2 separate regions of the Homo sapiens genome follow, and region 1 is linked to region 2. A link is a loop called in an ENCODE intact Hi-C map of the cell type or tissue named here. Cell type or tissue: PC-9. All regions are shown on one strand. Links, peaks and the distances in the headings refer to the core of each region. The heading gives the core; the rest is flanking DNA.

Evidence for each region. A loop is a pair of places that touch in the nucleus more often than their neighbours do. Peaks named below come from ENCODE experiments on the same cell type or tissue, not always from the same donor. Only the 100,000 strongest peaks of a DNase experiment are listed, where the experiment ranks them.
Region 1: a loop joins it to region 2, with 7 times the contacts of the local background. A loop is called at or near these places in 4 of 110 quality-filtered maps.

Annotation. Positions count from the first base shown.
Region 1 is chr20:13,026,687-13,035,029 of GRCh38, reverse strand. All of the region lies in intron 1 of SPTLC3 (serine palmitoyltransferase long chain base subunit 3), which reads right to left. Among named protein-coding and RNA genes, the nearest start is that of SPTLC3, 22 kb to the right of the region's middle. RefSeq lists an enhancer at 4,350-5,549. In PC-9, for the core only: no CTCF peak of the experiment used is centred there; a DNase peak (open chromatin) is centred at 4,869; H3K4me3 peaks cover 971 bases; H3K27ac peaks cover 2,137 bases.
Region 2 is chr20:13,096,576-13,104,918 of GRCh38, reverse strand. The region is part of intron 6 of SPTLC3 (serine palmitoyltransferase long chain base subunit 3); the gene reads right to left. It also overlaps a transcript of TASP1 not described here. Among named protein-coding and RNA genes, the nearest start is that of SPTLC3, 92 kb to the right of the region's middle. In PC-9, for the core only: no CTCF peak of the experiment used is centred there; a DNase peak (open chromatin) is centred at 5,038.

The DNA of each region.
Region 1 (8,343 bases), core at 70-8,069, 70 kb after region 2:
CAAAGGTTTGACTGCTGAGCAGTGGAAGGATAGGCACAGTAGCAATGAATAGAGAGAAAGATCCCCAAGATAGAATTGAGAACATCAGGATAGATACCCATCACCTTTCTCCTGGACCACTGCAATTACCTCCTGGGTGGTCTCTTTATTTGATTTTGACTCCTCAACTCTGCAGGTGCTAGACAACTCTTTCTCTAGCTCTAACATCCAACCATCATCTATAACAGCATTTTTTTTTTGGTGAATAACAAAAAGTATGTTTTTACATGTAGAACTGACGCAAATGATACACTATTTAGTTCTTGATTTGGGGTAGTTTAATTTTATGTGTGATGGTAAAGTTTCTCGTTGGGTTAAATTTTACTGAAGGTCTCTGTACTTCCTATGTCTGTGTGTTGGCATCTTTCCCCAGATGTAGATGTTTTCAGCCACTCTCTGCAAATATAATTTCTGGAAAATAAATTTTCCAGTTAGAGGAGAAAAGATAATTAAGAATAATAAAGAAAGACCACAAGAATTATGGGACACCATCAGGAGGTCTAACTCTAATCTGCTCCCTAGAGATGGCCATCAACAAAAAGAGTTTGGGAAAAAAAAGTATGTACCTTTGCCCTGTGCTGGGGATTTTCATGTCAAAAGCTAGGATGTAGCAGTCAGTGGCAATATCTTTCTTATTCCTCACTGTGTCCCCAGTGTCTACACATGGCCTCACACATGATGTGGGATAAATATTTGCTGATTGAATCAACTTGTTAAGTGCTGTGAGCAATACTGAAGTGAAAAACCATTTAACTTGGGAAACTCAGTACATATATCAAATACATTTTTTTTTTCTTTTATCTTTCATGACATCTACCTATGTCATGAGAAAAACTCTTTGGGAATTGTTGGTTTTCAGTATAGAGCTTAGTTATTTGGTACAGAAGACAATAATCTGCCTGATCTCTGATGTTCCACCTTCCATTTATTGCCTAAGCAGTATCAAATGGCTCTCACTTCACACCCTGCTTTTTATTCCTTCCTAGCCTTTCTTCATATCGTCACTTTTCGTAATTTCTTCAGTTTCTTCTGTTTCTTCCCAACTGTTCTCCCCTTTCACCTCTCCCTCACCTCCACCTCACATACAGACACTCTGCCTGCCTTAAGACACAGCTCTGGCTTCACTTCCTAAAAAGCACCAGGCTGGATGTTCTCACTGCATAACACCATCATTACACTCACCACCTTGTATAACAATAATATTTTAAAGATTTTTTAATAGGCAAGTCACTTAATAAATATTTTCTGTTCATTAATGAAAGAACAGAAAATAAAAGATCACTTGCAAAAATAATAGCTTCCATTATCTCTTATTATCTTTTAAATATTTCAACACTATTGTCTGGTGTGACAAAGACTGGCTATTCACCAAACCCATTTACCTCTCCTCCTCACAGCTAGGCTACATTTCTGACATCCCTTGAAGACAAATGTGGCCATAAGACTGAGTTCTGAGCAACGTGAAGTGAATAGAAGAAAAGTGTGTTACTTCTATGACTAGCTCATAAAAGCCTCTCTTCACTGTTGCCATCTGAATGTTGATGGCCAAGATGACCTTGGAAGCTACACATTAAAGATTCCAGAACCTTTGTTAGCCTGGTTTTCTGAAGAAATGTGAGGAACAGAGTCCTTACCGCCTCCCAACCCTACTTCTTATCACTACCAATTAGATTTATTATGAATAGAAATAAATTTCTGTTGGGTTATGCCATTGGGATTTGGTGGCTTATGTATTATGACACCAAGTATTACCTTAATACACACATACTATCAGAATATTGTTAAATTCTTTCCTTTCTAACCTTTGCTTAGAAGGGTTTGGTGGAAGTCTGAGAACCAAATTACCTCCTCAAGGAAATGTCTGTATTAGGAAACACCTGGTCTGATCAAAATTCAAATCAAGGTCTGAGGAAGTTTAAGTATAAAATTAACTCTGTAGAAGACCCAAGTCTTAGTTCTTGATTGATTGAGCATGTCTTTGTAAGTGTTAGGCTTCACTGACCCCAGAAGTCAAAGAGAGTGATAAGTTACAAATATGGAAACTTTGAGGGGTCAAGTTTTCCTATATTAGCTACTCCAGCCCTTTCTTTCTATTGATTAATCAGGTCAGTTCATAAGAGGTTAATTTAATTTCCCATCATCTTGAGTTTCCCATTCACCACCTGAGAAGTCAGCCAACAAAACAGTGAGGATCTGAGGAGGGCCAAGGCTTCAGCAAGGTGCAGCCAGAGTGGTGAGTGAAGGATGAAGGATTCCCACAAAAGGCAGGATTGCATGGAGGGGTCTAAATTGAGTCCCCAGCAGAGTGTTTAGTGAATATCTGCTGAAGAAATGAGTGAATGAGGGAGAGCCAAGACTGGGAAAGTTAAGAGAGGTGGTAAAGACCTTCCAGGATAGGAGGACCAGTGTGGGCACCCATTGGTGGGTGGAAATGAGGGAACATGGCCTTGCATGGGCCTCTGGCTGGGCCTTGAATGGTATATACTTGGTGATAAGCTGTATAGAGTCCACTGGAATTGAATAATGGAACGCCTTTGATAGCAGGGTAAGCCAGACTTTGTCTTTCAGGTAGTTGTGAAAGAAAGGTGTGCTTTCATTGGGATGTTCCCCTATCAGAACTGCAGAAGAAATGCAGGGCAGAAATATTTGTAAACTGGACCCCACTTGGAATGACAGCTAGGGTGAAGGTTCTAAGTCAATTGGACTTACTTCAGCTTTAGAGCTAAGTGGCTATCCTTCACCATCCTGCAATGGCTGCATTATTCTGATCTTGTTTATAACTGGCTGGCTCACTTGAGGAACACAGAGCTTTTATTGAGTTATTCTGATAAATCAGAGAAAACAATGTACTATTGGTTTTATATCTCTGAGAATAACTACCACGTTCTTGACCAATTATAAAATGCCATGTGAGAACAATGTTTATCTCTCAGGTGCTCAAAAGCTTTTATGGACATGCTCTTATTTACTTACATGCTATTCCAAAGAAGTAGGTGGTGGATCACTGCAATGGAATTAGAATCATCTTCACGTAATAAGAGAGACACAAGGACATTAAGCAACTTGCCTAAGGTTATGAAGCGGGAAAAGACAGGACTAAGTTGATCCTCTCAAATCCACATACCAGGGTTAAAGCCCGAAAGAAACATAAAAGTTAGATCTTTAAGACATGACAAACTGGAACATATTTCAGAAATAGAGTACCCATGGGACTTAGTCTTTTTCCATCTCAGGTGAATACTAGTAGCTGCAAACACTGTGCAAAGCTTGACTTCCACGTGCGTGTACCTGTGTTGGGCATGGGAAAGATCACTTGGGTAGTGTCTTACAGCACCCAGCCTCATGGAGGTCATGGGCTAGTGGAGAGAAACCATGTGCAAAATAGAACAAAAATAGAACCTTTTAAGACTAGAGAGCAAGAAGTCTAGCCAAGTGCCATAGCAGTGGTGAAAAGGAGACAAGGAGTTTGATAATTTATTTCATGTTTATACATCTGTTCATTCATTCATTCCAAAATTATATATTGAGCACCAACTCTGTGCCAGCTAGTGTGCTAGGTTCAGGTGAAATGGTGTGAGCAAGAGGGACAGAGGCCCTGCTCTCACGGTTTAGATCTATGCTGTTCAATACAATTGTTGCTAGCCATATGTCGTTAGTTACATTTAAATTTCAATAGTTTAAATTAAGTTTAGAGATTGAGATCTTCGATTGCACTAGCCACATTTCAAGTGCTCAATATTCTCATGTAGTTGGTGGCTACCTTACTGGACAGGACATTTATAGAGCATTTCCATCATCATAGGAAGTTCTATTGTCCAGAAGTTGGCAAATTATGGCCCGCAGCCTAATTTTGTAATAAAGTTTTATTGAAACCCAGCTGTATCCATTTGTTCATGTATTGCCTATGGCTGCATTTCCGGTGCAGTGGCAGAGTTGAGTAGTTGTAACAGAGACTGAATAGCTTACAGAGCTGAAAATATTTACTATCTATCAAAGGCTGCCAACCCTTGGTCTGGAAGGAAATACGGATGAACAATATTTAGAAAAAGGAAAATTATAAGTAATTAAGAGTGCTGTGGAGTGGTTATAGGATGGGATCTGACCTAGTTCAGAAAAAGAGAAGGTCCTCCCCAAAGAAAATGAAGTTTTAAATAAAATCTGAATAATCAGTAGGAGTTTACCAGGAATAAAAAGTCTTCCAGGCAGAAGGAAGTGCTTGAGGAATGGTAAGGAGGGTGTGCGGTTGGGGTAGCTCATGGATAGGGAGGGGCAGGCATGGCTGAATGTCAGTTCCAGGAGGAGGACCTCCATCCACTTTGTCCATTGCTAGTAGTACCCCAGTTCCTAGAACAGTGTCTGACATGTAACAGGGGTCCAGTAAATATTTAATGAATGAAGGAACAAATGTAAGAATGAATAGGCTGAGGAGGTGATGCAGGGCTGGCAAATTGTGTTAAGGATTGCAGCTTTGATCTTAACACGGGAAGCTACTGATGAGTTTAAACAAATGGTAGCCTGATCAGGCATGGTTCTTGAAAGGGCCATTGGAAGATGATGTGGTAAATAGATCTCCAGGGAGCCCCCGTATTCAGTGGTTCACAGTGATTTGTGGTTAGTCATTTTAAAATCTCTTTTATATTCGTGGTGGAAGAAAATTTGATGAGTCCAGCTTACTTAGTTGGTTCTGAAATTTCAAGTCTCTGACCAAAATTCAAAAGGCTAGTCTCCTAAATTCCACAGGAATGAACCAACAACAGAGGTGTGTTTTGACATCACAGTGTGGTGTGCCCTGTGGCATTTCTTCACAGTAGGGGCAGCCAGTGACTCATGGATGAGTTATTATGAGGGTGGGGCTCCTGGAGGCACATGCAATGTGGTTCTGACAGTCATTTGGCTGAGCTCCGTGGACTGAACTTGGATTACAAACCACAGTTTTTCTTTTTGAATCAAAATAAACCAATTTCTTCTTGCACCTCCTTGCTGAGCTACTATACCTAGGTCCCACCCAAAATTTCCTGTCCCCTGATGCTAGACCAAACAGGGACTGCTATTCAGCCACATGTAGAAGCAGAAGGCTCTCTGACCTAGAAAGAGAGAAACTTGCCAAGGATTCAGCAGCTGTTCCCTTCTCTGTGTGTTTATTAGGAATTGGTGTGTGGCTGCACATAGCCTATTACCCCATATAACTTGGTTCATCTTTTGGTTTCCTTTGAAGACAGAATGTATCCTTACAGATTACACTTAGTTGAAATATACGGATTCCCTGGCTGAGATCTTTTGTTTGCACTGAAAGCAGCACATGTTATTTTACTTTTCATGAAAGCCTTTTGCTTCCATGAAAAATAAGTATATTGTCTCCAAACAAGTAATTCGCTAAGAAAATGGCACCACAACAATTTATTAATTTGCTTCCAAAAAGTCTAATAATATCCATGATCATAATTATAATTATCTGATTAATTGTTTTCAAGTGCCATATAATATAGGAAAAAATAACCTCTCCCAGAGCAAGGCTAATCTTGACTAGCAATACTCCTGAATCAACCAGCTTTGTATAACCAGGCATGTTTTAGCCATCATAGCTCCTGAGCCGAAAGAAGTGAATAGGTGAAAAGCATGAGTTATCTGACTGGAATATTAAGATTGACATTATACTTAACAAAAGCGAACTGATGTCTGTGACTTGTTTAATTCAACCATTGAATCATTTTCGCAGGTCACCATGTGGAGCACTTTTATTTCTGAGTACTATACTCAGTCTGTAGGGACGTGATTCAGTTGTCTTGCTAAGAATGAACCAATGGGAAAGGATGGATTCTTAAAGAAAAGGCCAGCCCCTCCTGTCATAAGCTAACAAACTAACCCGAGATGTACTTCAGCTGTGGGATATCTCCAGGTGCCCCAAATCATTTGCATGGGTGGACAAATAGTGTTACTGTCAAGGGCTCCTTCGGAGTTTGTTTCTGGTTTTGTGATGTGTAAGGGAGTACAGTGTTACAGGCAAAGGGCACAGGCATGTCTTGCCCTGGATTGGCCGTTTTGAGATCTTGGGCAAGTGACTATACCTGTTTGAGTCTCTGTTGCTTCCTATTTTAAAATAATAGCCAAATAGCTTCATCAGCAGTAAAGGATACGAGTGTCCCAAGGCTGTGTTCCAGGTCTGAATATCACACTCTTGTGAGAGAACAAAGCATAAATAATTCAGCCTTAAAGGAAGTGGAAGCTAGTTACTGTTGTTGGCTTTGATCCTGGTTTTGACAAAATGCAAAACCAGCAGAGAAGAATAGTCCATTCTTATCTTGTATCTACTTGTTGGTTAGTCTAATAGTTCCTAAATACTAGTCTATAACACTTTAAAGACATGTATGAAAATTTTCACTGATGTATGGTAAAATTTAAAAATGATATATATGTGTAACATATAAGTATATTATGCTTGCAAGTATATACATATATGGACATCTTCCTAGGGACTGTCTCTTAATCAGACATCATGTCCATAATATCTTTTAGGGTGAATTTATGGACGATAGTGATAGTGGATAAGGGGTTATTAGATCTTTTGAATCATGGCAGAATAAAAACTTTGGTACAATATAATTCACTTAAAAAAAACTCACAGGTCTATGAAATTCTGAAGTCTGATTCCACTGGACTGAATCACCAGACATCAGCCCCCTGAGCTTTCACACTTTGTGAACAGAAACTTCTGGTCCTGTTGAGAAATGTATTACTAAGATCTTAAAAAAAATCATATAACATGGTTCTCTGAGATCTGATATCCGTTCTGCCATTATTATTCTAATATGTAAGAAGTTCTGGAGCCAAGTTTCCTTAGGACTAATTATCAAAGTAGGTGGTTGAAAAGCATGTTATGTTGCAAGAACCCAAGAGTTCCAACCGTGTCATCAATGCCTCTGCCTTGGGCAAACTCAACAAAGGAACCAAGGCGTGAATTGACTCGTGTGCCCTTGCTGGGTCTAGAATTAACCATTCGTAATGTCAAGATTTTAAGAATAGAGCTGAGGCTGGTCAAAGACTCCAAAGAAGGTATTCTAAGAAATATACATCATATAAAACATAGAGATGTGATGACAAAGGTAAATAATTGTTTAAGAGAGATTTGTAGAAAATTTTGCTATCTGATATGCCATGTAAAATCACTTTGCTGCCTAGCTATAAAAGTCTTAGGTAGAAATCAGTATTATTCTTTGAGGCTTTTAGAATCGCATGGATTTTTAAAATTTTAGTAAGACTGATTCCCAAAGCTGTTCCTCTGGGCAGTTTAATAACTAAATTGACACTTTTGCGTGTGTGTGTGTGTGTGTGTGTGTGTGTGTGTGTGTGTGCGTGCTGAAATAGATTACTGAAGAACAGAGGCTCTGATTTTTTTCCTTCCTTCCTGTTCTTATGAGGGGAAGTGGACGGAGTTGTATGCACTGAATAAGGGCCTGACAGGTGTCTGCTGCACCCAGCCCTTGAAGGCATTCCTGAATGTAGAGTCGGCGTGTCTGTGTCTGGCATTATAATATTATCCAGCTCTGTCTCTATTATCTATGTGGTTTTGATCTCACTTTTCTGAGCCCCATTTTCTCATCCTAAAACAGGTCAGTAGCATTTGTTTATCTGCTTCACAGCACTGGATCACTTCCTGGATGACTGAGGGTACAATGAGATCCTGGATGTGAAAGGGACGTACAGACGTAAGGATCATTGTAGTTGATGCTGAAGGTTAAAGGGGTAAAAATTGGCCGTGTTTTATAAAAATCACTGTCTTAATTTTGGGTTCTCCAGAAGCAAACCTGTATAAAAGATTCAAATACAACCTGTTTATTTGGAAGGTTATCCCAGGAAGCACTGTTAGAGGAGGAGAGATGAGCCAGCCAGAAAAGGGAAGGAAACCAATGAACGGTGTGCTTTTAAGGCAGTTACCAGTGTGGGCAGCTGGAGCTCGCTTCCACCGGGGTCTGCAGAAGACAGTGTAGAACACACCTAAGAATTATCTTTCCCGAAGGATGAGGCTGCTGGGGTATTTATCATCCAGCTCCCATCAGTCAAAGGTTGAGCACTGCTTCTAGGGGGTGTTGAATCTCCGGTGCTTTTGGCCTGATGCCCACTAGGGAAGAACGGGCTCCAGTTCCTAGAACAGTGTCTGACATGTAACAGTTTTTCAGAAAGTTCTCAGAAAAAGGGCATGGGAATTGGCCATTGGAGAGGAGGCTGTGCACATGGAAATGGTAACCGCCAAGAGCAGAAGTGGACATGGCACCAGCAGGGTCTGCTATGGTCATCCGAGTTTCAACA
Region 2 (8,343 bases), core at 248-8,247:
GTTTTTTGCAGATGAAAAAAACAATGCCAGAAGTTTTGTTAAAAAAAGTTCCCCAAACAAAAGCCCTCCAAACAAACCTGTTCTTGTTGATTTAATAAGAAAATTCTGAGATACGGAAATTAAAATAAAAGTATAATTTTGACACCATCTAGGCACACACACACGGTGCTATGGTACAGTGTGGTTCTTGAGTCACAATGACACACCACGGACTTAAAATGACCACTATTTGAGCATTAATAATGCCTTGGTGTTACTCAGCACAAAATTTGACTCACTAAGGAGGTTTCTTTTGGTTTGTAGAGGACTAAAAGGATTGAGCTGGTTTGGTGGTGTATTAGTCCATTTTCACGCTACTGATAAAGACATACCTGAGACTGGGTAATTTATAAAGAAAATGAGGTTTAATGGACTTACAGCTCCACGTGGCTGGGGAAGCCTCACAATCATGGCGGAAGGGGAAAGGCACATCTTACGTGATGGCAGACGAGAGAGTGGGAGCCAAGTGAAAGGGGAAAACCTTTATAACACCATTAGATCTCGTGAGACTTATTCACTACCACGAGAACAGTATAGGGGGAACCGCCCCCATAATTCAATTATCTCCCACTGGGTCCCTCTCACAACACATGGGAATTATGGGAGCTACAATTCAAGATGAGATTTGGGTGGGGACACAGCCAAACCCTATCAGATGGTTATAAATATCTAGCTATAAGAAATGAAAATGTGGAGACCATGTTCTGGTGCCTAGTGCAAAACAGTCCTAGCCTTTTGCCAGCATAGTTAACTGGATTACTGAATTACTAAATACTTGGAATAATCCAACTATGTGTCCAAAGCTACAATCAGGCTTAGGTGACAAATGCTCTTAGCCAGCCTGAGCCTGTGCCTGTTCTTACATTCAAAACCCTAATAATAGCAAGCCTCCTGGATCTGGAAAAGCTGAAGATGCAGTTTTGTGAAAAGAAAGCACAAGGCAGCAAGGGACCCAGAATCTTCCAAGAAGGTAGGGCATAGTTCATAGTGTGTCTTCCGGAAGAAAAAACCCAGACATTTAGCTTTCCTCTTATTTCACTGTCAAATGGCAACACTGTTGCATACATCAGGGCTTCCTCCTTTCTCTTCTCTTGTGCAGCTGTGGGTTTTCCAAAGGCCTAGATCTACTGTGAGATCTTCACTCACTGCCCATTTCTCAGTGCCCCTGCTCCCTCTCCTATGGATCCAGGAATGCGAGATTGGGGCTGAAACTCAGCCTCCACTTTCCATATGCTCCTGGTGTGGTTGGTGGTTTATTCTTTGTCATCCATGACCCCACAAAAACTACTTTCATCTGCATTTAGAGACACCCTTTGGTTCCCTACTCTCTGGGTTGCTCAGCAAAAATATTTTTGTGTCTGCCTATCAGCGGCACTCATATTTTGTAAATGAAAAGATGGATGGATGATGAATGAATGTCACTTTTTACTGTTCCTAGTCCCTTACCCCCCATCTCTATATCCACTCCTCTTATTCCTTTGGACATGCAGTTTCATCCTTCAAGATTCAGCCCAAATGTGAAATAGTAAGTAGCGGGTATTTAAATAGCTATGAATGATGACAAAGAAATTATTCTTACTTTTAAGATGGTGGTGGGGAGGACTGTCCCCCTTTTTTAGCCTTTCGGCGGAAACAAAATCACAATGACCAATTTTGTCAAGCAAAACAATTATTTTTTGAAAGTCACATTTATGGGGTCTGTTCTCCATGAGATCACAGAGGGCATTTTTGACTGAAAATCTGGTGCCTTTAAGTTTTATAAAGCAGATTGTGCAAGGACTTTGGCTCAGGTTTTCTGGATGGCTCTTTAAACATGTGGATAGATGTCGCACAGCCTTAGGCAGTTGAAAGAAGCAAAGGGATCTTCTTGGAAGAGTGCAAAAGACAGCTGAGAGCAGGTGACCTGGGTTGGGCTTATGGATGAGGCAGGTGCTAGGGACAGGGCCTGTTTACCCTGCAGGGGGAGGGGGTAATTGCAGCAACTTTTGACTCTGTAGGCATGAGATGAAGGACAGGCAGAACCTAGAAACCAGGGACAGGGTGTCCAATAGGCTTGGGCTCTGGGCTTGATGTAATGCATAGGATTCTGATCCTCAGGAAGGAGATTGTGGAATGAGACAAAGTACTGAGATGGGATCTCTAAATGAGGGGGCTCAATGCACCAAGGTGAGACATGATTCAGGGAACAGTGTAGGAGCCCAGTGGTTAGGATTCTCAGTCAGGTGGGTGCTGGCAGCATCTACCTAACCAAAACTGCCTTGGCCCTGGGAGAGGTGTACGGGAGATGGAGGCTACCAAGTATTACATTCATCACTCTGCCATCCAGGGGCAAACAGAGGGTAGAAAAGGCCAGGAAAGGAGGTAGCGTGTCATGCTTAAAAACGGAGACTCTGGAGTCAGACTTCCTAGGTTTACCAGCTCTGACTCTTACTAGCTCTGTGTATCTAAGTCACTTCACCACTTTATAGATGTTTCTTCTTCATCTGTCAAAAAGGAGATAAGAGTAGCAGGTGATTCATTTTGTAGTTATGAGGCTAAAATGAGTTGGTGAATGTAAATGGCTCATTACAATGAAGGCTCAATACCTTTTAATTATCATTAAAAGATAGGGAGGCAATTGCTGGCTTTATTAAGCAACCTAGTTTAGAAATCCAAGTTGGACATTGAAATATAAAAGATCATGGCTTGCAAAGTAGTCTAAGCCATGTTTACGGGTTTAACTTTTTACTTAAACAACCTCTCGAGCCCTTGTTCTGCAGACTAGGTAGTGCTCAGAGTTTTCTGGCAAACACTGGCCTTCTTTTTCTTCCTCCTCTTGGTCTTTAGTAGGCAGAGTTTTGGTTCTTCCTTTCCACTTTTTCTTTTAAACTACTCCAAATTCTTGACCTGCCTGGACCTCTGACCTCATGACAACTCTCTAAGCTGAAGAAACAGCTTTTCTCCGAGGCTAGCTTAAGAAAGTCTTAGTGACTCACTTGAGGACCGAGGTTGCCTGCAGTCTCGCTGCTCTGAGTGTGGTTCTGCATGACAGCAGCAGCAGCAGTAGCAGCAGCGGCACCCAGGAGCTTGTCAGAATGCAGGATCTCAGGCCCCCACCCAGACCTGCTCACTCAGAGTCTGCATTTTAACAAGAGCCCCCAAGTACCTCGTGTGCATATGAAAGCCTGAGAAATATTGGGGAAAAATAATTTCATTATTTGCTCATTTCCTCAAAATGCACCAGAAACACCATGGAGAACAAATGTGTTGGTTCCTGGTTGCAGCTGACTCTGTAGCTGAGGCCGTGAAATGGCTGGAGAATGGCTGGATAGCACAAGGGCAGCCTGAGGGTTGGCTATGTCCCTGAAGCTGCCCACAGTAGAAAATGCAAAGAGATCTTTTTAATACTCAGCGAGCAAGAATGCAGAGGCCAAACTTCAGCATTCTGAATTGAAATTGAGGCTACTAACAGGATAGGGCTCCATTAGCCATCACACTGGACTGAGTTTTACACAAGGGACCATAGCTTTCTGACTCCTACATATGGCCTGGCAGCAAATAGCTGGACTCAGCTAGTGGTTAAGAGTGTTAACAAGTGCTGTGCACATCCTGCCTATACCCTCTCAGCCCAGCTTCTTCATGCAAACACAGGCCATTCTTTGCCTAAGAGCTCTTTTTCTGGCTGTGGGAACATAGCCTGATTAGGGAGCAGCCTTCAATCAGTCACAAATGGGAATTTGTGGGTAAATACTTCAGCTCCCTCAGCCCACAGGTAGGGATAACAGTGAGTTATCTATCCTGGCACCCAGAGTTTCCTAGTAGAATCGAGGTCCTGTTGTCCACTCTGGTCACTTGCTTGACAATGCACCATGTTGGCTGCCTTCCTGTGCCCTGGTCACCTACTGGTGCTTCCTGTGCCCTGCTCACCTACTGGTGCTTCCTGGCATCACTTTCTGAATAAGTGACTTGTGATTACATCCGTGTCTCAAGGTCTGCTGCTGGGGGAAGCAAACCAAGACAAAAGCAACAGACTTGGGTCTGCATTTTGACCCCTGTGATTTATCATTTGCCTGACCTTAGGCAGGTCATATAATCACTTTGAGGATTAGTTTTCTCTTTAATAAAATGAGGATAATGAAAAGAACTCTGTATCTGGGTTGCTGTTAAAATTAAATGAACCAGTTAGCTAAGAACTTAATACCAGTGAAAGCTGAATAAATGATAGAGTAGTTATGACTCAGCTATTATCCACATGTACTATTATAGAAGAACTAATCTATGGTGATAAAAGATTCTGGTACTCAGGTGTTTTTTTTGTTGTTGTTGTTATTGTTTAAGAAATGAGGTCTTGCTATGTTGCCCAGGCTGGTCTTGAACTCCTGGCCTTAAGTGAGCCTTTCATCTTAGCTAACCGAGTAGTTGGGCTTACAGATATGAGCCACCAGGCCTGGCTCTAGTACCCAGTTTTGAATTTAGCATCACTAAAAATGCACTTCTGAGTCTTTTCCTGTTTTTTTAGGAAATAGACTTTCGGTGTTCTGATTTTGCTCCCTTGCAGAACTTTCCTTCTATTTAGTCTTCTCAGGTATTCATTCTGGCTTTGTGGGAAATGGAGAGAGAATAATAATGAATAGCTTTGGAGTTAATGGTCAAGCCTATTTACACAGGCTTAAAAGTTTATTATGATGGTCTGAGTAGGTTTAAGTATATCTTAGGTATTTTTTCCTACAGAGAATTAAAAAATCCAAGGGCCCAGAATTCTGATTCATTTATAGTTGGCTTAAATAACAAAGGATGTCCACTTCCATTGGTACTGCTAAAAAATAGAACCTCCTCCTCTCCAACAGGCAGAAGAGTATTGTTAAGGTGTAAGGAGAGGACATGAAGCAGAGGACAGTCTGTGAGAGCAGAACAAGTTTAGAGTTGCATGAAATTCCACAATCCCATTGTTTAAGAATGCTCTGGTGCAGGTGGCCATTCTTAAAACCTGTCTCACAAGTTATTAGCTTCTATCTGGACTGGTTGTGTGTGTCATGCACATACAGTTTCTGCAGATCCTAAACAATCCCTGTATTATCAGTCCAATCTGTGTGGATGCATATGAAGGATTAAGACATCACTGCATACTAAAGCAGTTAGTATTATCTTGGGAATAGCAGAGCAAGAAACAGAGCCAGCAGCATCTGATGCTGTACATATTATAACTCCATTCAGTTCTTTCCCTGTCCTTATACTTCTTGCTTCCCTCACCTCTCAAGAAAGAAGTCATTCAGAGGACCCTGGAAATAACTGCTCTCAAGGGGTCTGTTTTTGTGATGTAAATACAACAGCAGCAGAATATGCTCGTGTTTCAAAGTTGTATTAAACATGTGGGTGTGTGGGAACAAGGGTTCTGTGCACCTGTGAATGAAAGCCTAGTGGTTTCCTATTGCTGCTGTAAGAAGTTAGAATACACTTAGTGACTTTAAGACAACACAAACTTATCTTACAGTTCTAGAGGTCAGAAGTCTGAAATGGGTTCGACTGGGTGAAAATCAAGATATTGGCAGGGCTGTATTTCTGTCTGGAAGCTCTAGGGGAGAATCCATGTCCTTGGTTTTTCCGGCTTCTAGGGAAATGCTTCCTGCATTCCTTAGCTTGTGGTCTTCTTTCATCTTCAAAGCCAGCAAGGGCTCTTTAAGTCTTTCTCACATTGCATTGCCCTGATCCTCACTCTTTTGCCACTCTTTTCCACATTTAACAACCCTATGATTGCACTAGACCTACGTGGATAGTCTCTTTAAGGTTAGCTGTTTTGCGGCCTGAATTCCATCTGCAACCTGAATTCCCTTTGCCAGGCAACATAATGTTTGTAGGTTCTGGGGATGAGGGCATGGACGTCTTTGGAGGGTGAGCATTATTTTTCCTACCAAAGAGAGCAGAAGAGCAACAGCAGCTCAGGCATAATAGACTCCCATGGGTTAGAGGACAGACTCTGACCCTAGCTGCACCCAATTCTCAATTAGTTGGGAAGGGCAGTATTTACCCAGATAGCTCCAGGCTTCACTATTAATCAGTTGTATGATCTTGGACAAGTTGCTTAATAACTCTAAGCCTGAATCTTCTCATTTGTAAAGCAGTTCCTACCTCATGGAATTCTTCACAGGGCTAAATAAATTAGAGAAGGCCATTACCTCAGCATCTGGCACAGAGGACTTTCTCAATAAATGTTAGTTGCTAGTCTAAATAACAACAGCTAACATTCATTGTTAGGATAGAGATAGTAACTATTATCTATTTTTCATGAGTACAAAGGGAGGGCATGAAGAATAAGTTACTGAATGTTTTGAGAGCTTTGTAAAATTGGGAGATAAAATTTAACCCTTAAATTGTAATTTCAGCAAAAAGTTAAGAATTTAAGGGAAAATTTTATTGGAAATAATTTGAAACGTAATAGAAAAATTCCAAGAATAAGAGTACTGCAAAGAACACCCACTTACTTTAACCTAGATTCACCTATTAACACTTTATCCCATTTGCTTAATCATCTCGTCTATGCATATTTATAGCTATGTCTGTCCACCTGTGTTTAAATGTGTGTGTACACACACACACAATTGTTTCCCTGAATTAAGACAAAGTTGCATATATCATGGTCTTTACCCCTAAATAATTCAATGTGTCTTCTTTAAGAATAGGGTATTCTCCCCTTTAAGAATAGGGTATTCTCATACAATTACAGCAGGATTCAGCAAACCTTTTCTATAAAAAAGCCAGATAGTTTTACTTTAGGCTTTGTGGACCACATACAGTCTCTGTTGCGTAGTCTTCTTTTTCTTTATACGACGCTTTAAATATGTAAAAGTGTTCTTAGTTCACAGGTCATAAGTTGTCTACCCCTGGACTATGGTGAAATGATCCACTTCAGTATTTTTAATGTTGATACACTATTCTTATCTAATATTATCTAATTTACCATGCATCTTCCAATTTTTCAAACTGGCCTAGTAATTTCCTTTATGCATTTTCCTGTCTCTTTTGGAATCTAGTCTAGGACCCGCCATTGCACTTGGCTGATACTGTTCTTTCTTATCCTTTAATCTGGGCCATTTCCTCAGCCTTTCACTGTCTCTTATGGTATTGACATGTTTAGAGAATACAATTCCCTTTTTAAAAATAGAACATTCCTAATTTGGGGTTGTCTGGTGACAGGATTCAGTGCTCTAACCTGCATCCCATATAAATGATGTCAAAGGCTTTTTAGGGTATCATATCTGGAGACACACAGGGTCCATCTGCCCCTCACTGATGACTTCCAGGTAATAGCAAATGGAAAAACAACAACAAAACAAAACAACACAAAAACAGAGAATAGAGAAATTCTAAGAGAACACTGCTGTAGAGACAGACGATCTTCAGAATTATTATTTTTTTTTCATCCAGTGCTGTTCAAAGCTTTAACTTAAAGCTTGTGTCTCTGTTTCCATCTCTACTAGACATATGGAGAAGGCAACTAAATGTTTTGAGAAAAACCAGTTTAGCTGGGGAACAGCATGGTAAGAAGCAGAACTCCCAGGTGCCTTTTGTTGCTTTTTGAAGTACATACATTCTTAGCATGATTGTTCAGGTCATGCTGAAAGTCCTGCTGCTCTCTGCATGCTCCAGATTAGTTTTCTGCTTGAAATAATCTTTTCTTCTTCCCTGATTAGAATTATCTTAATCCTTCAGCATCTACTGCAAATGCCATCCATTTTATGCAATTCCCAAGGAGAAATAGACTCTTCATTTTTCCATAATGTTTTCTACTGTCCCTTAGTGACACTGATGACAATGACGAGGGTAATAATAGTAATAACATAGCAGCTACAAATAATTCAGTAGTTCCCATTGCCAGGCATTGTGCTAAGCACTTATATGCCTTTTCCAACCACAGTATTATTTGTGTATCATAATTATCCTCATTTTTGGAATAGAAAAATTGAGATCCAGAAGGTAAAGTAGTGTGTCTAGGACCACAGTTTCACAGTCTAATAAGCTGTAGGATGAGGACACAAATGCATGGGTCAAAGCCTGTACTTTGTTTTAAAATATTGGAGCAATGGTTTTAATTTTATATATGTTGTATGATTATAATAATATTGTTAGCTTAAATTTACTTACAGGGAAACATACAAATATTAAGTGTACAATTCGATGAATTTAAATAAGAATGTAACCATCACCCCATCAAAAGATTGCCCCAGAAAGTTCTTTTATGCCTCTTCTCACCAATTCCCTCCCTCCAAACCAGAGACAAGCATTGTTATAATTTCTATCATCATAGATTAGTTTTGTCTATTTTTGAAT